Regions from separate parts of the Homo sapiens genome. Here regions 1 and 2 are each linked to region 3. A link is an interaction called in ENCODE POLR2A ChIA-PET data of the cell type or tissue named here. Cell type or tissue: MCF 10A. All regions are shown on one strand.

Evidence for each region. ChIA-PET counts read pairs that join two places held together with the same protein. Peaks named below come from ENCODE experiments on the same cell type or tissue, not always from the same donor. Only the 100,000 strongest peaks of a DNase experiment are listed, where the experiment ranks them.
Region 1: POLR2A ChIA-PET joins it to region 3 with 29 read pairs; 9 of 35 experiments call an interaction of 5 or more read pairs at or near these places.
Region 2: POLR2A ChIA-PET joins it to region 3 with 15 read pairs; 5 of 35 experiments call an interaction of 5 or more read pairs at or near these places.

The regions. Positions count from the first base shown.
Region 1 is chr17:28,278,747-28,286,746 of GRCh38, forward strand. It overlaps the pseudogene KRT18P55. Among named protein-coding and RNA genes, the nearest start is that of TMEM97, 36 kb to the right of the region's middle. RefSeq lists an enhancer at 3,341-4,540. In MCF 10A, no CTCF peak of the experiment used is centred here; a DNase peak (open chromatin) is centred at 4,045.
Region 2 is chr17:28,567,759-28,575,758 of GRCh38, forward strand. It overlaps PIGS (phosphatidylinositol glycan anchor biosynthesis class S), which reads right to left and starts at 3,766. Exons shown (of 12, transcript NM_033198.4): 1 at 3,705-3,766; 2 at 3,291-3,430; 3 at 3,094-3,205. The coding sequence starts at 3,738. ALDOC (aldolase, fructose-bisphosphate C) reads right to left here. Exons shown (of 9, transcript NM_005165.3): 2 at 7,663-7,786; 3 at 7,365-7,576; 4 at 7,194-7,248; 5 at 6,938-7,098; 6 at 6,736-6,819; 7 at 6,309-6,483; 8 at 5,977-6,176; 9 at 5,362-5,863. The coding sequence starts at 7,774. The coding sequence ends at 5,768. RefSeq lists a silencer at 3,110-3,306 and enhancers at 3,287-3,406, 4,097-4,146. In MCF 10A, a CTCF peak has its summit at 7,832; a DNase peak (open chromatin) is centred at 3,843.
Region 3 is chr17:28,332,326-28,340,325 of GRCh38, forward strand. It overlaps IFT20 (intraflagellar transport 20), which reads right to left and starts at 3,147. Exons shown (of 5, transcript NM_001267776.2): 1 at 3,015-3,147. It overlaps TNFAIP1 (TNF alpha induced protein 1), which reads left to right and starts at 3,436. Exons shown (of 7, transcript NM_021137.5): 1 at 3,436-3,531; 2 at 7,083-7,401; 3 at 7,984-8,000. The coding sequence starts at 7,197. RefSeq lists silencers at 2,844-3,035, 3,529-3,578 and an enhancer at 2,959-3,488. In MCF 10A, no CTCF peak of the experiment used is centred here; DNase peaks (open chromatin) are centred at 3,276, 4,096, 4,346 and 6,396.

The DNA of each region.
Region 1 (8,000 bases), 54 kb before region 3:
AACAAATGAGAAGCAATGAGATCACATTTATCCTGTCAAACTGACATATATTTTAAAGTTTGAGGACATAGGGAAACTGAAACTCTCATACCCAGCTGGTGGGATTATAAATTGGTAAAACGGCCGGTCGTGGTGGCTTACGTCTGTAATCCCAGCACTTTGGGAGGCTGAGGTGGGCGGATCACGAGGTCAGGAGATCGAGACCACCCTGGCTAACACGGTGAAACCCCATCTCTACTAAAAATACAAAAAAATTAGCCGGGTGTGGTGGCAGGCGCCTGTAGTCCCATCTACTCTGGAGACTGAGACAGGAGAATGGCATGAACCCGGGAGGCGGAGCTTGCAGTGAGCCGAGATTGCGCCACTGCACTCCAGCCTGAGTGACAGAGTGAGACTCTGTCTCAAAAAAATAAATAAATAAATAAAAAATAAAAATAAATGGGTAAAACACTTTAAATGCTTTCTGCTTTTAAAGTTATTTCTACTAAATAGTAGAAATAACTATTCTACTAAATAGTAGAAATAACTATTCTACTAAATAGTAGAAATAACTATTCTACTAAATAGTAGAAATAACTATTCTACTAGTTATTTTTAAAATAACTAGTAGAATAAAGCATGTGTCCATTCTATGACCCAGTATTTTTAGTATTGAGGAGATGTACATGACATGGATGTTCATCAAAGCACTTTTGTACAGGCCCATAATCCACTGACTTTTCCCATCCAATCTCTATTTGCTTTGAACCAATTAGAGAAGATGTAGCCCATAATGCAATTCCAATCATTACATTTCATGCTATGAAAAGATAAATGTGAAACAACAAAGCAAGTATGAATGGCATGATAGGAACTACTAATATGCCAAGTGGAAAATCTGTTTCAAACTCAACTGGGAATTCCAACAACACAACATGCTGGAAGTCAATACGAAACAGTCGAGGCCAGGCGTGGTGGCTCATGGCTGTAATCCTAGCACGTTGGGAGGCTGAGGTGGGTGGATCATTTGAGGTCAGGAGTTCGAGACCATCCTAGCCAACATACAGTGAAACCCCATCTCGACTAAAAATACAAAATTAGCTGGGTGTGCTGGTGCAAGCCTGTAGTCCCAGCTACTTGGGAAGATGAGGCAGGAGAATCTCTTGAACCCGGGAGGCAAAGGTTGCAGTGAGCCTCGATCATGCCACTGTACTCCAGCCTGGGTGGCAGAGCGAGACTCCATCTCTCAAAAAAAGAAAAGAAAAAAAAAGAAACAGGTGATGCACAAGCATGACTTGTTAGGAGTGTGGCCATTAGAAAAAAGAAGTCTTGCCAGGCACAGTGGCTCATGCCTGTAATCCCAGCACTTTGGGAGGCCAAGGCAGGTGAATCACCTGAGGTCAGGAGTTCATAACCAGCCTGACCAACATGGTGAAACCCTGACTCCACTAAAAATATAAAAATTAGCCAGGCGTGGTGGCGTGTGCCTGTAATCCCAGCTACTTGGGAGGCTGAGGCAGGAGAATTGCTTGAACGCAAGAGACGGAGGTTGCAGTGAGCCGAGATCATGCTACTGCACTCCAGCCTGGGCAACAAGAGTGAGACTCCGTCTCAAAAATAAAAAAAGAAAGAAAAAGAAAAAAGAAGTCTTACCCTCTCTAGCATGGGATAGACTACCCTCTCTAGCATGGGTGGGTAGTCTTACCCACCCGTGGTGGGCTTGGGTGATAATATAACAAAGCAGAGAACTAGTAGCAAATAAGCCAGAGTCACTGTTGCTGTCTTAAAAAGGGTTTATAGAAGCTCTAGGAAGAATTTAAAAATGGAACTGCTTTTTAAAAGTTCATGAAACTATTCACCCCTCCTCAACCTGTAATACACATCAACTTTGCATCCAGGTTGCCTCTTACCACTATGAGCATGAAACAGGGTTTGGGAGTTAAGAGATCTGGGTTGAAGGTCCAGTTCTACAACAAACAAGCTGGGGGACACTGAGCAAGTCATTTAACTCCTTGGTACTTCCCTCTCTTCAACTACAAAATAGGGATATTAATAATAACAATTATTTAAAGGATTATAAAACTAAATGAAATATGAAAATGCTGTGTAACCTATACAGCATCACGTAAGTTTGTTCTTACTTTACTTAAAAGTAGTGGCAACAATCTAGTCATTTTCACTTCACCCACTTTGCCTCTACATTTAGCTCATCAAAGGGCAAAACCTGTATAGGAAAAAAATGTTCTTGAGATAAGGTTCTTAAGCCCAGCTGCTCATCAAAATTACCTGGAGGGCTTGTTAAATGTAGAGCTTCTTAAGACAGAGTCTCACTTTCTAGCCCAGGCTGCAGTGCAGTGGTGCAATCTTGCCTCACTGCAACCTCCACCTCCTGGATTCAAGCAATTCTCTTGCCTCAGCCTCCACCGTAGCTGGGATTACAGGTGCCCACCACCACACCCAGCTAACTTTTGTATTTTTAGTACAGACGGGGTTTCACTGTATTGGTCAGGCTGGTCTCGAACTCCTGACCTCAAATGATCTGCCCACCTTGGCCTCCCAAAGTGCTGGGATTATAGGCATGAGCCACTGAGCCCAGCCCTAAATGTAGAGCTTCTTGTGCCCCAGACATACTGAGGTTCTCTAGAGATAAGGTCCAGGACAGGGGACTGATTTTGGACTACATAGGGGACAAATGTGACCCCCTTTACCATTATGGAGATCTCAAAAATAGAAGCTTGGCTACTAGCTCCTCTATAAAGTTCATCTAAATGAAATATTTAAGTGTAAAATGTTTATTTTTTCATTTTTTTTCATTTATTCATTCATTGTTCAGGTAAGTTCAGAAATTTTCAAATAACCTTAAAATGTTACACTGAGACTATAATCCTAGGTGGCAATAATCAGTCCTCTCTAAACGTGGCACAACTCACACCACTTGCTATTGTCTCACACTCAGTCAATTTCAAATATGTATGCTACCACGAGGCCCCAGCTCCTACCTTCTTTGCTCCCTCCTTCTGAACCAAATGGGAGTTACAAGAAAATCCAGTGGGAGTTCTATCTACTGGTTTGAGAAGATTTAGTGAGAAAGGAAAAACTGGATTTTAAACTAATAAACTACATTTGAAAAGATATTACACTACATGAAAAGATATTACACTTTGTTCTCTTTTCCAGATGTTTAAGCACCATTACTTTGAATTTTGGTGGTAAATTTTAAATGAACTTTCTAAAGATTTTCTTTAATAAAATAGATTTCTTATAAAACACTTTTTACTTTGTATTCTTATTTTCAGGTTTCATCCCACTTTAAAATACCAATGCTTCTCATGGAAGAATAAAGTGATTCCACTAACTCACAGACACCTGTGCTCCACGTATCTATCAGCAAGTATAGCTGCATGTACAGAAAATAGTTGCTTGCTTCTTTATTCTCACAAGCTGAGACTTTTCACTTGTTAATCATTAAAAAAAAAATTGAAATTCTTTTTTTTGTTTTTTGAGATGGAGTTTCACTCTTCTTGCCCTGGATGGAGTGCAATTGCGCTATCTCGGCTCACTGCAACCTCCGCCTCCCATTCTCCTGCCTCAGCCTCCTGAGTAGCTGGGATTATAGGCATGCACCACCAGGCCCAGCTAATTTTGTACTGTAGAGACGGGGTGTCTCCATGTTGGTCAGGCTGGTTTCGAACTCCCGACCTCAGGTAATCCGCCTGCCTCAGCCTCCCAAAGTGCTGGGATTACAGGCATGAGCCAACGCACCTGGCCAACAAATTGAAATTCTAAGTTAAATTGCTCAGTTCTCTATTAAGCCTCCACTGTACCTTTAACTTCATAATTACAACAGTCATTATACTGTATTAAATTTGTTACATTTGTCTCCTTATTAGAAATAAGCCTCTGGAGAGCAGAAGGGCAGACGTTATATTTTACTCACTCTTAAAGACTTAGTACAGATCTGGCTTTTTTTTTTTTTTTTTTTTTGGAGACAGAGTCTCACACTGTTACCCAGATGGCTCACTGCAACCTCCACCTCCTGAGTTCAAGTGATTCTCATGACTCAGCTTTCAAGTAGCTGGGAATACAGGCATGCACCAACATGCCTGGCTAATTTTTGTATTTTTAGGAGAGACAGGATTTCGCCATGTTGGCCAGGCTGGTAATCCGCCCACCTCAGCCTCTCAAAGTGCTGGGATTACAGTCGTGAGCCACGACGCCCGACCCAGATCTGGCATATTCTAAGCATGCAATAAACAAATGCAGAATACAAAACAAGAAAAGCAACAATAGAGAATACATAAATGCACAGTAATTACTATCCTTTAGGAATTTACAGTCTACTGAGGGTAAAAGACACACATCAACAAAAATTATACAAGAGAGAACATTTAAAATGCCACAGGAGAGAAATATAAAGTATAAGAAGAAATCAGGGAGGAAATTACAGTATAAGATATAAGTTACAGTACTTTCTTTTTCCCTGGACACCAATTTCCATCCCTAAATATTTGGCAAAAGTTCTTACCACTCAATTTTAACCTCAGGTTTCTAGTGAATTTATACTCATCATGAAAAATATATATTACGACTTCAAGTGCCCTAAGAAAATATATCATATTCAGAATTATCTCCACTTTTTCCGGCCCAGTATATTTCAATTCTGTAGCACTGGTATTCCTTACCACTATCATATCTCCCCAGGATAGAGAAGTGAACTAGCACCTACAGTTTAGGTATGTTAAGGCATATTGGTTAAAAGCATAGGTTTCAGTACCATGATTCTACCACTTATTTGCTATAAGACCTTGGGCAAATTATTGCTCAGAATGTCAATTTCCTCACCTATAAAATGGGAATGTCTATCTCAAAGAGGATTTAAATTAGATAATTCATGTGCAAGCACTCAGTAAACAATAAATGATAGCTGTTATAAAGGATTAACAATAAATCTAGTGAACAGGGGCTTGCTAGTCAAACACGTGCATAAACTGACTATATACTGTGCTTCATAGTTCACGTGTTTTATCAACCTTCATAGTTATACCTCCCTTTCCATTTCCAGTGCTATTACTTTTTCAAGCCTTTATCTACACTCATACCCAGATAACTTTCTAAATGGTTTTCCATCTCCCTCCTCAGACATACATTGACCAGACTATTATTTTATTTCCACCACAAATGCCAGGCTGGGGTAATGGAAAGAGCTTTAGATTTCAAATAAAAGAATTTGGGTTTGGGTTTCAGCAGTATCACTAAAACATTGTAGAATGCTAAAAATAAATTTCTCAACTGTATAATGAGTTTTAGATTAAATTATCTTCAATCTCTCTTTGTTGTTGTTGTTGTTGTTTTTAAGAAAGGGTCTCTGTCACTCAGGCTGGAGTGCAGTGGCATTATCTCAACTCACTGCAGCCTTGACTTTCTGAACACAAGCGATCCTCCCACCTCAGTCCCCAAGGTAGCTGGGACTATAGGCATACGCCACCATGCCCAGCTAACTTTTTTTTTTTTTTTTGTACTTTTAGTAGAGACAGGGTTTTGCCATGTTGCCCAGGCTGTTCTCAAACTCCTGAGCTCAAACGATCCACCCACCTTGGCCTCCCAAAGTGCTACGATTACAGGCGTGAGCCACCATGTCCAGCCTTCAGTATCTCTTCTTGCTATAAGTCTATACCTCTCTTCTGATCAAAAATTGCCTTTGGCTTACAAAATACAATTCCGCATTGAAGGAGCATTAAAGCCTTCCACATTCAGTGTGGCATGAGTTTTGGAGGCAGAAGGCCTAAGATCTTAATCCTGATTCTATAGTTTACTGGTTGCTTATCCTTGAACTTATTAAACTTCTCTACACAAAAGAGAAGTTTCTTACACGAAATGGGAATAACAGTAATTCTCTCAGGGGCCTATTATAAGATTTTAATGAGATATTTGTTAAGTGCTTAGCACATAGTAAACAATAAATAAGTATGAGATTTGTGCCTATTCTAATATTTCCCATTTCTGCCTTCCAGTTATAAGGGTGTGTGTGTGTGTGTGTGTGTGTGTGTGTGTGTGTGTTGAGACATGGTCTCACTCTGTCACCCAGGCTGGAGCACACTGACATGGACAGGGCTCCCTGCAGCCTCAACTTCCTGGCCTCAAGTGATCCTCCCACCTAAGCTGCCCAAGTAGCTAGGAACAAGGGTGCACACCACCACACCAGGCTAATTTTTTTTTTTTTTTTTGTAAAGACAGGGTCTCACTATTGTAGCCCAGGCTGGTCTCAAACTCCTGAGATCAAGAGATCTTCCCACCTCAGCCTCCCAGTGTGTTGGGGATTATAGGCGTGAGCCACCGCGCCCAGCCTAGTTACAGTTTTTGTTTTTGTTTTTGTTTTAAGATAGTCTTGCTCTGTCGCCCAGGCTGGAGTGCAATGGCACAATCTTGGCTCACTGCAACTTCTGCCTCCAGAGTTCAAGCCATTCTCCTGCCTCAGTCTCCCAAGTAGCTGGGATTACAGGCATGCGCCACCATGCCCAGCTAATTTTTATATTTTTAGTAGAGATGGGGTTTCGCCATGTTGCCAGGCTGGTCTCAAACTCCTGACCTCATGATCCACCTGCCTCGGCCTCCCAAAGTGTTGGGATTACAGGCGTGAGCCACCGCACCCAGCCTATAGCTTTTAAACTGTTCCTGGAGACCTAGAACTCTGCTTCAATCAAAACAACTGAGTGGGCCGGGTGTGGTGGCTCACGCCTGTAATCCCAGCACTTTGGGAGGCTGAGGCGGGTGGATCACCTGAGGTCAGGAGTTCGAGACTAGCCTGGCCAACATGATGAAACCCTGTCTCTACTAAAAAATACAAAAATTAGCTAGGCGTGGTGGCTCATGCCTATAATCCCAGCTACTGGGGAGGCTGAGGCAGAAGAATCGCTTGAACCCAGGAGGCAGAGGTTGCAGTAAGCCAAGGTCACGCCATTGCACTCCAGCCTGGGTGACAAGAGCGAAGCTCCGTCTCAAAAACAAAAACAAAAACAAAAAAAACACTGTGTGGGCTTCCCTTCTCTTTCATATACTGAAGTTCAACATTAAAAAAAAATTTTGAGGTGGTTTCTTCTGTTAAAGAATGCATGAAATCCACTATGCCATAGACACAATCTGCTCCAATTAGCTATGCCTACTCTTTGTCAACTGCAATTACTGTGTATACATCAGTATCTCCTGTCTTTGGTAATACCTATTCCTCTCTCCTCAGGACTTCTTTCCGAAGTCATCCCTAGTCACTCTTCTTTTGAACCCTTATAGCATTTTATTTTTATTATTTAGAGACAAGGTCTTGCTCTGTTGCCCAGGCTGCAGTGCAGTGGCATAATCATAGCTCACGGTAACCTTCAAATCCTAGACACAAGCAATCTTTTTACCTCAGCCCCCCAAGTAGCTAGGACCATAGGTGTGCACTACCTTGCCTGGCTAATTTTTAGATGGGGTCTCACTATGTTGCCCAGGCTCAAACTCCCAGGCTCAACTGATCCTTCTGCTTTAACCTTTTGAGTAGCTAGGACTACAGGCACATGCCACTGGAACTGCAACTTCTTTTCTGATTATTATTTTTTCTTGACTTAACTCACATTTAAGGTCTTTTAATTTATCCTTTAAATGTGATGATCTCTGTACTAGGAAACAAGTAGTCCCTTTATATACAGCATGCAAGTTCCCCATTCTCATTCCCTCTCCTCTCCTGCAATCCCTTTCATCCTCATATTTATTTTAATTTTTGTAGAGACAGGCTCTCGCTATATTGCCTAGGCTACTCTTGAACTCCTGTCCTCAAGCAATCCTCCTGCTTTGGTCCCCCACAGTGCTGGGACTGCAGGTATGAGCCACCACGTCCGGCCCTTTCCTTTTCTATTTTATCCCTAAAACCTAACCTCTTACTGTTGACAGCCAATTCTGACTAATCTTGTTTATTATCTGGGCCTCTTTTCTATTGTTTATATTTATTCCATTAAAAAGGTCAAAGACTCTATAGAGCCCATACCTTA
Region 2 (8,000 bases), 240 kb after region 3:
CTTCTACTGTTCTGGTTTTATTTCATTTCCTCTTTCTCTCTTCCTCATTCACTCCAGTGAAGCCACAAGGAGATTCTCACTGCTCCTGAAAGGTACAACACTTGCTCTTAACTCGGGACCTTAGACATGCTTTTCCCTCTGCCAAGATGCTCTTCCCCCAGATATCTGCACAGTCTATTCCCTCGCCTTTTAGGTATTTACTCGAATGTCCTCTTTTCAATGAGACCTCCCTTGTCCACCCTATCTAAAACTGCAATCCCCTCCCATTCCTCAAGAAAATTCCCTCTCCTCCTGTCCTGCTCTATTTTTCTTCTGTCACCATCTAACATACATTTGACTTACTTGTCTTTTTTTCTTTTTTTTTTTGAGATGGAGTCTTTGTCACCCAGGCTGGAGTGCAGTGGTGGGATCTTGGCTCACTGCAACTTCCACCTCACAGGTTCAAGCGATTCTCCTGCCTCAGCCTCCCAAGTAGCTGGGATTACAGGCGCCCGCCACCACGCCCGGCTAATTTTTGTATTTTTAGTAGAGATGGGGTTTCACCATGTTAGCCGGGCTGGTCTCAAACTCCTGATCTCAAGTGATCTGCCTGCCTCGGCCTCCCAAAGTGCTGGGATTACAGGTGTGAGCTACCACATCCAGCTTTGTCTTTTTTATTGTCTTCTTCTTGTCTGTTTTGTTCACTGCTATATCTCTAGTAACTAGAACTGTATCTGACATAGCTACAAAGTAAATACTTGTTGAATAAATGAACAACGCTATTACTATTTCCGTCTAACAGATGAGGAAACCAAGGTTTAGAGAAGTTAACAACCTTACTCAAATTTACACAAATAAGTGGCAGAATAAGGCTTGAATTCCAGCTCTCTGATCCCAGATTCTATACTCTTGGTCACCCTTTATACGTGTTGCCTATACTATACGTTTACAGTATACCCATATTACTGAACACTGTGTTATCAAATATGAAGAAATCCATGATAAACTGAAAACAATCAAATTTCAAACTAACTTGTGAGGGATAGTCCAATTTTTGTTTAGAAAACAAGAAGTTTGGCTGGGCATGGTGGCTCACGCCTGTAATCCCAGCACTTTGGGAGGCCGAGGCTGGTGGATCACTGGAGGTCAGGAGTTTGAGACCAGCCTAGCCAACATGGTGAAACCCCGTATCTACTAAAAATGCAAAAAATTAGCTGGGCGTGGTGGCAGGCGCCTGTAATCCCAGCTACTTCAGAGGCTGAGCCAGAAGAATCGTTTGAACCCAGGAGGCAGAGGTTGCAGTGAGCCAAAATCGTGCCATTGCGCTCCAGCCTGGGCAACAAGAGCGAAACTCCATCTCAAAAAAAAAAAAAAAAAAGAAAGAAAACCAGAAGTTTGTGTGTGTACAGAGGCTGAACCATACGAAATATCATTTTTTTAAAAAAATGTTTTAACCAGCCGGGTGCGGTGGCTCACACTTGTAATCCCAGCACTTTGGGAGGCTGATCACTTGAGCCCAGGAGCTCGAGACCAGCCTGGGCAACATGGCGAAACCCTATCTCTACTAAAAATACCAAAACAAATCAGCTGGGTGTGATGGTGTGCGGCTGTAGTCCCAGCTATTAAGGCAGGTGGGCTGAGATGGGAGGATCGCTTGAGCCCAATAGGTCAAGGCTGCAGTGGGCCCTGATCGTGCCACCATACTCCAGCCTGGGCAACAAAGAGAGACCCTTTCTCAAAAAAAAAAAAAAAAAAGAAAAGAAAAGTTTTCACCAAGGCTAAAGAACTAAAAAAGTAAATGGCACACAGATGCCTCATGCTCTAGACTCAGCCCAAATCTCCAGTCATTCCCAGTCTTTCACTACACATTCCAGTAAGGCAAAACTGCTCATAGGTCCCCCAATATGCTGATTCACCCCGCCACACTTTCACACAGGAGTATAGTTTGTTGGTTAAAAGCTTGAACACTGGAATCAGTCAGGCCTGGATTTAAATCCCAGTTCCATCTCTTACTAGCTGTGTGACCTTGCACAAGTTAAATTCTCTAAGGCTCAGTTTCTTCATTTATAAAATGGGGATCATATCATTAGAAAGGATTAAATGAGGCAACACATATAAAATGCTTCACCTAGTTTCTGGCACACAGCGAGCAACAACTATCAGCTATCCTTATACTGTCTCATGCTATTAACTTTGCCTGAAATTCTCTCCCTCCTTTTCCCACTTAACCTGAATTCCTACACATCCTTTAAAAATCCGACTTAAGAATTACATCTCTCAAAACTTTCTCTGCCTTTCTTTCCTCCCAGATGGTTAATACTCTTTACTAAGTGCAATCTCTGTTTCTTGTATACTTCTACTGTAATTTATTTTATCTTTCTCCCCTACCTATGAACATCTTGAAACCATTATCAATTTCTTATTCATTCCTAAATTCTTGGTACCTAAAAAAAAGTACCCCAGTAAAGTGTTTAATGTTAAACTGAATAGGGGCTGGGCGCGGTGGCTCACGCCTGTAATCCCAACACTTTGGGAGGCTGAGGCATGCGGATCACCTGAAGTCAGGAGTTCGAGAGCAGCATGGCCAACATGGCATAACCCCGTCTCTACTAAAAATACAAAAATTAGCTGGGCGTAGTGTCGCGCGCCTGTAATCCCAGCTACTCGGGTGGCTGGTGCAGAAGAATCGCTTGAACCCAGGAGGCAGAGGTTGCAGTGAGCCAAGATGGCGCCACTGCACTCCAGCCTGGGCGACAGAGCGAAGCTCCGTCTCAAAATATAATAAATAAATAAACAAACAAACTAAATAGGGCCTATATGCAAATCCAATTTAATTTCAAACTCTGTGTTCTTTCCACTATATCCCACCTCTTCCCCTATACCCTGATGGGCATCAACTGCTTCCGATTAGGTAGCCTGTCTTACGAGTAAAATTGCTATTTAGTGACTGTGAATTTGAAAGTAGTTTTTTTCTGACCAAACACACTGTTCATTCAGAGGTCTTTCAACAGTAAGTTTTTAACTGCGTTTATGGTACACCCCCGCTCCTCCCACCCAACTCAGCTCTGAACTGAGCTCAGAGGCGAAAAGCAGCCCTGATCCCCAGTAACTCACATTTCAGAGGAATCTCTCTTTCATGCACAACGGTGAAGGGCAGCTTCTCCTGGTCGTCCAGGGGCACTGACTCCCGCGTAAACACGACAGTGACAGGCACCATGAGGCGGAGCTACAGGAAGGAGCATCAGGGCCGTCACTGAGTCTCCACCTTGCCGGGGGGGCTGTCCCCCGACCCTCCCGCACAGCAGTCTCACCTGAAGGGCATTCAGGCCACTGATCTGGGAGTAAGGCAACGAGGCCCGGTAGGTCTCCGTGGTCTTCCACCAGAGCGGTAGCCCCAGCACGATGGCCACCGCAGCGAAGAAGAGGGCGGCGCGCTTGCCCCGGGCCACCTCTGAGGGCATGGGGAACCGACTGAGGCGCTGGAAACGGGCTAGGGTACCGGCCCCATCCCCGACGCGGAGAAGCCCCAACCACCGGCCTCCAGGGGCCCGCGTTCATTGGGATCTCCGTGCGAAGGGACCCGGCCCAAGCCTGAAGGGAATCTCGTCTGAAGAGACCCCCGAGCCCCCCGTCCGCGGGACCTCTCGCACACCACAATCCCCACCCCTGCTATTCCTCCCTTGCCATCAGCTAGCTGCAGGCCCCCCACCCGAAGCCCACCGCACCTAGGTGTGTAGCCGCAGCCCCGGCGGCCGCCATGCTAGCTTCCGGCTGCTCCGGCCACCGTGGGGGCAGAGCTTCGTGAGCCTCACCCAATCGGAATCTCTGCAACGAGGGGGCAGGACCGCGGCGGTGATCGGGGCCAATCGCGAGCGCTACTCCAGACCCGCAGACGGGAGCAAGCGGGCGAGGGGTGGGAGGGCTCCGCTGGGAGCTTCGCTGGGGATCTGAAAGGAAGTCACCCGGGCGCGGAGGGACAGCCTAGGGGCCGTGCGGGTTTCGGCGCTGCTGGAACGAAGTTCCCCGCTTCCCTGTAGAACACACTTCTAGCCCCGCAATCAAGAGCGCAACCTCTGCAGTCCTTAAATACTAGCTGGGCAACTACAGGCAGCTCCGAGGCTCATCTGAAAATGGAGATATTTACATAAATGAGGCCGTTCTTGTAAGGAGCCTGGCACACGGAAAGCCCTCAACGTCAACTGTCACGGTCTTATTATCCTTATCGTAGAACTCCTCTTAGGGTGCCCTCTCCTCAAAGCCTCAAACACGGAGGTAGCAAGCTAGTATGTTTTAGCACAATTGGCTCTCTCGCTATTTTAAAATACGTTTTAATTCATTTCCAACTTGGAAAACTCAGAATACTTCACTTAAAAATCTTGAAAAGTCATGAGCCCAGACTCTAGATGCTGATCACTGCGGTTCAAATCCTGGCTTCATCACTTATTAGGTGAGTGATCGTGAGAAGATCGTTCTGTGCCTATCTGTGCCTGTTTTCTCTATTAAAATAGGGATGATAGTAATAGTACCTACTTTATAGAGTTGTATGAAATGTGTCAGTACATATAAAGTGATTAGAACAGGGTTGGTGCTATGTGCAAGCTATTTTTGTTATTATAAAGTCAGGCCACACAGGGTGGAGCATTTGTAGCCTCCCCAGTTGACACAGAACACACGCAGCTTGTTATCTCTTCTTTTTATCTGCTTAGACCCAGGTTCTCAGCCTACCTCACAACCCAGCCCAGTGGTTAAAGTTCAGCATCAGGCCTCACCAGAGCTGTCCTTACCCAGACCCTCCAATTGGCTCCCTTTGTGCCCACTTCTACCCCAAATGAAAATGGGCCATAGCCCTTGGCAACCTCCTAGATGCCCTGCTCAGCCCTGGCAGCCCGCAGAGCCTTGGTTTTCCTCTTTGGGCGGGAGTCCAGGTGCTCGCTTGCCCTTACTGGTGTGGCTCACCCTAGTGGAAGGTACCAGGTCCCAGCTGGGCTTAACACTGCGAGATGGGAGAGACTCCCACCCACTCTTATCCCAGCCTGTCTTGCTGCCTCCCTGCTTTGAGCCTTGCACAAATCTGCCTTCAGGAGTTGCCAGTTTGGCCTCACTCCATACTTCTGTAGCTGCAGCCCAGTGCCACTGATGTGGCAGTCCCTAGAAGACTTGCAGTCTTCCTCATTGCCCCACTCCAGACTTGGACATCAAGAGAGCAAGAGCCTGAGCTGGGGATGGTGACTGCATGTGCCCTTCCTCCATAACTTGAAGCCCAGTAAGACTCAAATCCCACCCTCTCCACCTCCAGAGTCAGAGGGCCCAGAGATAGAATTAGCAGAGATCAGAAACTGGGAGGTGGGAATTTGATGTGTAAAACAGACAGGCAAAGTAGAATGTTTTGCTACCATTTATTTGCTGTATGGTATGTACTCAAGGCATGAGTCAGGGCTTCTGTACTACCCTCTGATCCCAGGAGACAGGGCAGGCAAGAAGGAGAGCCCAGGGAGAAGCTACCTCATCATGGGAAAATTGTGGGAGCTGGAAGAGGTAGGGGGAGACCCAGCCATCCTGTTCTGACTTCTAGCAATTTCTTCTGCCCTCAGTCATGAGGGGCTCCCTATCCTCCCATCCTATGGTCCCAGGTGCAGCAATGAGAGAGGGGAAGGGAAGAGAGAAAGGAAGACAAGTTGGTGCCAGGTGAAGGCATCTCTGCTCTGCATAGCTATTTGGCCCTGGCCATGACTACAAGCAAAAGTGGGTGCAGATGGCTGGGCCAAGGGCTGTGGTATGGAGTGGATACTCAGTAGGCATGGTTGGCAATGTAGAGTGACTGTGCTGCTGCTCCACCATCTTCTCCACTGCCTTCATACTTGCCCTGGGCTGCAAGCCCATTCACCTGCAAAAGGGAGCGTGGAGTAAGCAGGCTGAGCCAGCCCACAGGTGCCAAGCCCTGCCCAGGCTATAGCCTCTGGGTGCTGCCCCCACCCACCACCACCTGTAGCTCCCAACCTCAGCCCGCTTGATGAACTCCTCAGTGGCAGCCCCAGCATTGTCCCGTTGCCCTCGCCAGGCATTGAGTGCAGAGGCTTGCAGGGCACGCCCATAGGAGAAGGTAAGCGCCCAGGGTCGGGGAAGGGGGCAGCGGTTGATGGCATTGAGGTTGAATGATGCCTCTTCTTCGCTCTGACCCCCAGACAGGAAGGTCACTCCTAGTGTGGAGGAGAGAAGACAAACTGACTGGTCACTCCCAATTTTTCCAGGATAGGGAACCCCTGAAGGCCACAAGAAGGACCTGAAGATGGGCCTTAGGGATAGGAGCAGGTTAGGGAGCTGGGTAGTACCTGGGACAGCTGGGGGCACAGTGCGACGCAGGGCAGTGACAGTTGCCATGGCAATCTCCTCTGGGGTATACTTGATGGGACAGGCATGGCCCGGGGTCACCATGTTGGGCTTGAGCAGGGTCCCCTCCAGGTATACATGATGGTCACTCAGGGCCTTGTACACAGCAGCCAAGACCTGGGTGGGGATTAGAGGAGGTTTACTAAGGGTCTGGGCCCCCACTGGTTACTGCTCGATGCTCCCTATGTAGGGGTAGATGGGCACAGACTGTGAGGGCTCAGTACAGGCTCAGATCACAGGCCTGTGCCGGGATGAAGTGAAAAAGTGCTAGGGGAAAGTGTGCCTGGATCTAAGCTGGGGGTTCTGGGGAACAGACACTCCTGCCGAGCTGTCCCTGCAGTATGTTTGTGTGCCCAGGTGTGGACTCACCTTCTCTGTAACATACTGACAACGTTTGAGGTCGTGGTCTCCATCAGGCAATATTTCAGGTTCCACAATAGGCACAATGCCATTCTGCAGGCAAGAGCAGAGATGCTTGGGAGGGGCAGTAGGGGAGATGAAGAAAGCCTTGTGACTCTCTCCCCACCAGGCATACAGGGCACCTAGCTCACCACCCTCCCAACACACACACCTGCTGGCAGATACTGGCATAACGGGCCAGCACGTTGGCGTTCTCCAGAATGGCAAGTGCAGAGGGTGTACGCTCACTGATTTTCAGCACACAGCGCCACTTGGCAAAGTCAGCACCATCCTTCTTGTATTGGGCACAGCGTTCTGAGAGCCCATCCAGCCCTGCAAGCACAGTGCCAACCTCATTACTCTGCCCCTCTTTTACCAGCATCAACTATCTAACACCTCTTTGGTCCTCAAGCCCACCCATCCTATACCTTGAGTGGTGGTTTCTCCATCAGTCCCAGCTAGAGGCACCACACCCTTGTCAACCTGTAGAGGAAGTACAAGCAGAGGGTTGAATCCAGGCAGGATTCTCCTTGCTACCCCTCCTACACAAGCTTATTTTCACACCCAGCTTCCATTCAGAGCAGGGCCAGGGGCTGCACCTTGATGCCCACGACGATGCCCTTATCCTGGATGGTTCGGACGAAGGGAACACCATTATCATCTTTCTGGTAGAGGGTCTCATGGAAGAAAATGACGCCTCCAATGCACTTTTTCACACGGTCATCAGCACTGAACAGGACCTGGCGGTACAGCCGGCGGTTCTCCTCTGTGTTTTCCACCCCAATTTGGCTCAGCCGCTTGGCCATGCTGCCTAGGGGCAAACAAAGAGAGGCAGTGAGAACATCCCCAGGGTCCCCTAGCCACCTGTACCCTACCTGGCTACAGATGTCCACTTACCTACAGACTCATCCGCAGCCAGAATGCCTTTGCCCGGGGCTACAATCCGCAGGGCAATGTCAGACAACTCCTTCTTCTGCTCAGCAGAAAGGGCTGGGTACGAGTGAGGCATGGTGACAGCTCCCTGGAGTGGAGACAAGATAAAAAAGCCAGACCTCACCCTCTGCTGCCTCTCCTGGCCAGATGGGCCAAATGGCCTCCCCATCAAGCAAGGGGCTGGGAACAGGGCAGCAGTCCTTGGCATGAGTCCTGGGCATCAAGTGGCACCAGTCCTTCTGACAGCTAGCAAGCTTAGGGCTCCAGTTCCCACATCTCCTTTTGTCCCTGGTAGGCATCCT
Region 3 (8,000 bases):
CTGGGGGTACAAAGATGAATGCAACACGGTGCCCGCCCTGAAGAGCACATAGTTCAGCTGGAAGAAGACAGACACGGAAACTGAAAAACCACACTGCGTTAAATGCTTGTTTAGAAACATCAGTAAAGAGCCAGAGGAGGACAGAGCCATTAATGAAGGAGTGACATGTGAACTAAGTTGTAAGCCATCAGTGTATTTACTTTATATATCACCAGTTATGTACTGAAAAGCACATGAAAAGGCTTCTCAAATACATATACTGGAACAACACAAAAACCAAATAAAGGAAATCCGAGTAAATTAAAAATTATGGTTAAAAAATAAAAAGTCAGGAGTAAGAATATTACTCAAAACGTATGCTTGCCTGAATTGGGAATCAAAGTTGGGTCATTCTCTTCCTAGCAGAAAACACAAAAAGGAATGAAGTATCAGCAAGAACATATCAAGGCAGGAGAACAGGGATAGGTATTCCAAGCAGAGAAAACAGCATGGACAAAGGCCTGAAGTCACTGAAAGGACCTATCTCACCTAAGGACGAGAGGAAAAAGAATGGAGCTGGAAAGGTGAGCTGGAGCCAGACCAGGAAGACCCTGCATGCCAAGCTAAGGAGTTTGGATTTTTTCTGTAGGCAACAGAGAACTAACAGAGATATCTTCTCCCTTACCAAGCCACCTTGCATTCCTGTTCCAAAGGATGCCTCAATTCTAGGAAGGAAATACTGAAAACTCACTCTTGTTCTGGCTCAAAACACACACACACACACACACACACACACACACACAATTAAACATAGACATCTTTATGACCTGTTTAAAAAGGGAGGCAATGCTACTTACATCTAGCAATTGGCTGCTATGCCAATTCTAAAACCCAGGTGCTCCAAAGTCTACCATCACCTGGACTTGCACCAGCCCCTTCCCTCTGCCCCCACTGCCCCCAGCCTCAGCTGTTTCCCTTCTGGCTTCCTTAGAGAAGTCCTGTTCTGAATGGGGTGATTCTGGGGTTGGCTGTCCAGGGCAGGTGTGCCAAGGAGGAGCAATGGCTGGAAAATAATCAAGTCTCACTGTTTCCAGAACTTCTGGTTTTTAAGATGACCAGAAATCCAGTACCTCAATGTTGGTATGTAATCCAAAAATTTTAAGTAAGGGGGAAAACCCACATCCAACACTGCATGGGCCAACTAATACATGTCTATGAGCTGTCTGTAGACGACTCTGGCCTTTGGCCTCACTGGAATCCACTGATGTAAGTGAGCTAGCATCATCCTTTTGAAGCATTTTGTTCATCTGTAGCTTCCTTAAAATAGGGCTTTTTAAAAAGATCTGGCCAGTGCAGTAGCTCATGCCTGTAATCCCAGCACTTTGGGAGACTGAGGTGGGAGGATCACTTGGGCACAGGAGTCTGAAACCAGCCTGGGCAATGTGGCAAAATACCGTCTCTACAAAAGATTTCTAAGATAGCCAGACCTGGTGACAGGTGCCTGTAGTCCCAGCTACTTGGGAGGGTAAGCTGGGAGGATCGCTTAAGCCCAGGAGGTGGAGGCTGCAGTGAGCCGTGTTCACACCACTGCACTCCAGCCTGGGCAACAGAGTGAGACCCTGTCTCAAAAAAAAAACCAAAAAATCTGTCTTTCGCAGCTACAGGTCATTAATCTGACCAGCTGCTCCAGAAAGATTGAAGTAACATGAGGGAGCAAATATCTGCTTCAACTTCCACCCCCTTCCCTGAGAGCATGCATTTATTCAGAAACATCCACTCAGTCCCTGCTCTGGGGACAGACTAGTGAAAACAATGCCTCTGGACAGATGGTAAAGAAATAATCACAAATCGTGATATTACTATAAGGAAAAGTACATGGTGCTGTGTGAAGTGCTGCAGGAGGACACAGTTCATGGGGGGCGGACTTGGAGGGGAGGGCCAACAGAGGCCTTCTGAAAAAAATGACACTTAAACAGACCTAAAGACTGTCCAAAAGTATGTCAAGTGAAAGGGGAAGCAAGGCATTGCAGGCAGAAGGAAACACGTATGTGAAGATCCTGAGGCAACAGGAAATTTGATGCATTCCGAGAACAGAGACTGAGCAAGAGAAGGGAACAGAATGAGGCTAGACAGGGAGACAACAGCTGGATCACCGAAGGCTCTGAAAGACGCAGTCATGAGCTTGGATTTTATCAGAAGGGTAATGGGACAGCCAGCGGGTTCTCAGCAGACCAACAAAATCAGACTTAGAAAGATCACTCTTGCTCAGCCTGAGAGAACCGATTGGAGGGAACAAGAGAGGGCAAAGCCCCAAGTACCTTCTTGTTCATCACTCTAACCCTAGCACCTAGCATGGTGCCCACACATAACTGGCACTCAGTAAATGTTTGTGGAATGAATGACCGTGGAAACAGGAGACTATTGCAGTAACCAAGGCTGGCAGCCGAACACAAGTGTTCCGAGTTGAGATGTTTTGTAAGTCGAGGTGATGGGGCTTAGCAATGGACTGACTGAATGTGGGGGTTTGGGGATAAGAGAAAAACAAGTCAGGCATGACTCCCATGAATCTGGCTTGGCCCACCTATCTGATTGGAAGGGCTGGCTTAAAGAGATAGGTAAGATGGAAGAAGAGGTGCAGGGAAAGAGTTCACAGATTATCTACCAACTCCCATCACACGCGTGTCTGAGCATCTGAGCAACACCTGGCCCAAGAGCTGGGACTAAGCTCCCTGAGCATGAGGCGGTGGCATACTTTCTGCGCCCCGGCTCTCCCAGATGCATGCGAGGCACTGCGAGCCGACTCTTTACTATGTAAACTCCCCGAACTTATCCGAGCCGCAGTTTCCTCGTAAGATCGTGGCAAGCATCAACGCATCAAACTCCAGGCCTAAGCTGGGTGTGAAAGCGCCCCCCTGAGAGTGGGGCGGAATTCCCACGTCTCTCCCCGCCCGGTACTGCCTTTCCTCAGGACGCGGGCCTGTCAGGCTCCTCTCGCCCCTGGTCCGCCCGCGTCCCCCGACCCGAGGTCAGCCTACCTGCCGGCCCCGCGGCGGCAGCGCGCTGCAGCCCAGGCTGATGTAGACAGGCAGCTTCTCCTGGGTCAGCGACAGCCGGTACCCAGCCAGCCTGCCACGGCCGCTGCCACGGATACAGAGCCTGTTTACCTATGACGTCACTACCTTCCTGACTCCGGAAGCACTTACAGCCCCCATTCCACAGAGCCTGCTGGGAAACAGAGGCCCGAGGGGAGGCCCGGCCTACAAGACCCAGAAGCCTTAGCGCCGGCAAGGCGGCCAGAAGTAGCTCTGCTCTCTCCGCGAAGACCCTCGGGGGATTCCGCCTCCACCCTTTCCCGGATAGAGCGCTATGCATGCAGGGACTTGTAGTCTCAGGCTCCCCAGCCGGCTGGGCTGGGCAGCACTCCGGGCGGAGTCGACGAGCGCAGGATGTGAGCTCACAGCTTGGGACTGCTGAGGGGCAGGCGGCTGCAGGCTAGGGGCGGCTCGGAGTCCGCTGGCCACCCAGCTGAGAGGAGAGGCGCCCCCGGGGACGGTGAGAGCCGGGCCCGCCGATGCCCTCGGGGAAGGGATGGACGGCCCCTGCTGGAGTAGAGCGAGCCCGGCCGGGTCCTGGGGGAAAAGGCGCGGGCGGCGTAGGGGAGATGGAGAGCTCCGATCTCCCACGGAGGGTGGGCGTGAGAACCGGTGTGGGTTTCTCGGTAGTGAGGAGTGGTCCGGGCTAGAGAAGAGCCCACACCGGCCACATTTCCCAGGACTTTTTGGGTGACGCTTAACCTTTACACCTAGGGTTTCTGCTAGATCCGCCACTCTAGCCCTCAGCTTTCCTCCCGCCGTCCTCCGTGTCTGACGGATTTCTGGGTCCTTCTTCCTTTTAGACCCCTCCTCTTTCCACCTCCGCGGCTGTTTGCCCTTTGTTGTGCTTGGGTTCCCATTAGCTTCGTTGCGTGAGCCACGGATCCGCCCTTAGCCCCGGGCATCCCCAAATATCCACACACAAAGTGCGGAAGGAAGAGCACTGTGGCTATCAGTGGAAACTTCATTCTCACTGGAATTACTTTCTGGGGCGTCACCTGCCACAGAATTCCTGGAACCCATTGGTCTGGGCGGAATGTGATTGACGTCATCCAGGGGCTCAAAGCAATTGCTTTGTAGGAAAGGAAGAGATTAGCTCTGGATCCGCCGACCTCTCTTGGCAGGCCTATCCTTTGAGCTCCTTTGCATTGGCAGAACATGTATGTGTGCTTTCTCTGATCCTGGGAAAACTAGGACTAGACACAAAATACACAGGGAACTTGCTAATACCTGTTAGAGAGGTGGATTTATTCCTTTGAGGTGGGCGGGAAAAGGGAAGGTGATCTCATACCATTCTAGTGTTTCTTAGTCATTGGCAACCTCCTGGTGAGGGCTCACCTCCCATACCCAACCCCTGTGGCAAATGAAAGAGTCTCCCAGACAAGCCGCCAAAGGAATTCACTGCTTCACACAGCACCCACGCTGGCTGTCCACTTCCTTGGACATTCTTCCCAGGGACTTACCTAAATCTTTTCAGGGACAATTTCAGTCTAACAAACTGACGTATGTTAAATACTTAAAATGTGCATGGCATTGTGCTGAGCACCATTAGGGGAACACAGCGGTAAACTTGGGAAACCAGTGCCCTGCTTCTGGGTTGCACTTACAAGGCATGAGCAACTGTAAACTCCTGCATGTGATGAGCATTCGGTGAAATCATTCCACTTTTTTTCTGTCTCCATTATTACCAATGTGGTCCAGGCTGCCATCATCTCTTCTTGCCTAGACTACTGCTTCCTCTGGTCTTCCCACTTTCTCTCTTGCACCTTTACAATTCATTCTCTACCCAGCAGCAAGTTATCTTTTCAAAATACACTACAAGCAAGTCAGATCATATCACTCCCCTGCTTGCAACCCTCCAATTGATTCATATACTATATAGCAATTAGTATGAAATCCACCTTTGTTATCATCTAACGCCTGCCTTCCCTGACTTGACATCAAACCAACTTCCCCCTACTGTCTGTGCACCAGCCATTATGACCGTATTTCTGATCCTCAAACTTGTTTTAATTTTGTCATTGTTGAGATGAGATTTCCCTATGTCACCCAGGCTGACTTTCCCAGGCTCAAGCAGTCATCCCACCTCAGCCTCCCGAGCAGCTGGGACCACAGGCATGAGCCACCATATCTGGCTAATTTTTTTTTATTTGTAGAAACAAACTCTCACTATGTTGCCCAGACTGGTCTTGAACTCCTGGGCTCAAGCAATCCACCCACTTCGGCCTCCTAAAGTGCTAGGATTACAGGTGTGAGCCACCACACCCGCCCCCTAAAACTTGTTTCTAACAGGAACTTTGCACTTACTCTTCCATCTGTCTACAATGCTCTCTTCAAACCTCAGCTGAAATGTCACCATCCCAAAGATGCTTTTCCTGTCCCTTTGTCTAAATTAGTGCCTCTCCCTAATCACTCTCATATCACTGTTTTATTATCTTTATTGCATTTATCAGGTTCTGGAATTATCTGCTTATTTATTTAAGTCCTTGTTGCTAGTCTGTTTCCTTCCACTAGAATGTAAGCTCCATGTGGACATGACTTTCTATATGTGTTCTCTTCTGAGTACCCAATGCCTGGCACGTAGGGGTACAATAAATGCTAGCTTTCTCTCTTTTTAAAAATTCCTGTTATGATGCTTCTTTGAACTGTTTGAAGGCAAAGACAATATTTTTTCATTGTTCCCTACTGCTTAACATAGTAGGCACTCAGTAGTTTAATTGCTGAATGAGTTAAATGAGCTAGTACATATTAAATGCCAAGAGATGGGGTCTTGCTATGTTGCCAAGGCTGGTCTTGACTCCTGGGCTCAAGAGATCCTCCCACCTCGGCCTACTGAGTAGCCAGGAGTACAGGCAGGTGGCAGCACACATCTCACCTCATTGTTTTTAGATTTATCCTCTGATCTTTTCTAGTCCTTTCTTCTCCCATTCTTATTGGGAGGGAAGAGGAGAGTAGGGCTGGGCTCCCTCTCAGGAAAAAGAAAGGAAAACAGCCATCCTATAGCTGTTCTTCCCTGAAAAATGGTGACAATTTCAGGAACTTGGGACAAGGCTGGTGCCAAGAAAGGGGAAGGTCAGGAAGCCCCAGCCGAAGCCCAGGTAACCTGCACCAAGAACACTGGCCGGCACCCCCGACCCTGGCTTACTGCATTCTCTCCTGAAGCTGCTTTTACTTTCCTTCCTGAAGCCAGACTCTCGGTGGTGCTCAAAATAAACACTGGCACAGACTGCTCTGGAGGCTGGAATCTTTAGAAAGGAAGTGCATCCTGTCCCTCTGGCTCCTGGGAAACTCCTAGACTGGCTGGATTCCCAGTAGGTTTGGTTGGAAGTCTGGGATCCTGGGAACCTTGACAAGAAAGTAACTGGAATCTGACTGGTAGATCTCTAGGGTGATCTGTTCCTCTGGCCCTCTCTAACTGGTTCCATGGGTTTGCTTGTCTTCCTCGCTGCCCTGAGTGGAGCTGAGTCTCAGGGAGGCTGATGAGGTGACCAGGGCAGGAGTCTGGGAGACTGCCTCCAGCCCTGGTTCCTGCTATAGTAAAAATGGCAGGGAGGCCAGACGCGGTGATTCATACTTATAATCCCAGCACTTTGGGAGACTGAGGTGGGCGGATCGCCTGCGCTCAGGAATTCGAGACCAGCCTGGGCAGCATGGTAAAACCCTGTCTCTACCAAAAAAAAAAAAAAAAAAAATTAGCTGGGTGTGGTGGTGTGCACCTGTGGTCCCAGCTACTCAGGAGGCTGAGGTGGGAGGATCACTTGAGCCTGGGAGGCAAAGGCTGCAGTGAGCCGAGATGGCACCACTGCACTCCAGCCTGGGTGACAGAGTGAGACCCTGTCTCTAAGAAAAAAAAAAAAAAAAAAGAAAGCAAAATGGCAGGGACTTAGCCTCTGCCAGGGAGCAGTGCTTGGGCTTGTCAGGGAGAGAATGAGTACGGTCGTGTTTCTGCTATTGTCTCCTCCTGGGCTGTCTCAGCTGGTTCGTGTCTTCTCTTCCCTCTCCCATGTACAGCACTGAGATTATGAGGCTCTGGCCTCCACTGGCCACTCACTCGTGACCCTTTCCACCACGGCGGAGCCTTCCAAGCCTACCTCCTGCCGTGTGGTGATCTACCTGCAGCGGGAGATGTCGGGGGACACCTGCCTGTGCCCAGCCTCAGGGGCCAAGCCCAAGCTCAGTGGCTTCAAGGGAGGAGGGTTGGGCAACAAGTATGTCCAGCTCAACGTGGGCGGCTCTCTGTACTACACCACTGTGCGGGCCCTGACCCGCCACGACACCATGCTCAAGGCCATGTTCAGTGGGCGCATGGAGGTGCTGACCGACAAAGAAGGTGAGGCACTGGGGCTGCCGCTCGGGGTGGGGAGGGCAGGAGGAGTTCCCAAGGAAATGACCAGATCTAGAATTCAGTCACTTTTCCTCTTCACTTTATGTAGGGTGTCTTCACCTGGAGTCCCTAGTAGAGCTTCAGAATTCTGTGAAATTGTATATGGAATGCTGTGTTTATGCATTTTCCAGGAAGAAGAGCCATACTTTTAAAATATTTAAATAGGACAAGATTCTCATAGGAGCCGTCACCTTAAGACTGGGCAGCGGGCAGAAGGCCGGCAGTGGCTGGTGGTTTCTGTGTTGGGCTGGGCCTGGTACCCTGAGCCTAGGCCCCTGTGGCTTCTACAGCCTGGAGGGCTGTATCCCCCGTGGGATGTGCCAGTTCTGGGTTTCAGAGAGGAAGGGTGAAGAGCAGCCATGGGCCTGAGTGCTAGAACCTCCATCCCCGCCTCTGTCACCCTGCGTAAGGGCTTTGTGCTCGTGGACCCCCTTCCCTGCCACCTGCCGCCAGCTTGTCAGGTGGCCTTTGCCTGCCTCGGAGGTACCTGGCGGCAAACTAACCCTGTAGGGCCTTCTGCACCCCTAGGCTGGATCCTCATAGAC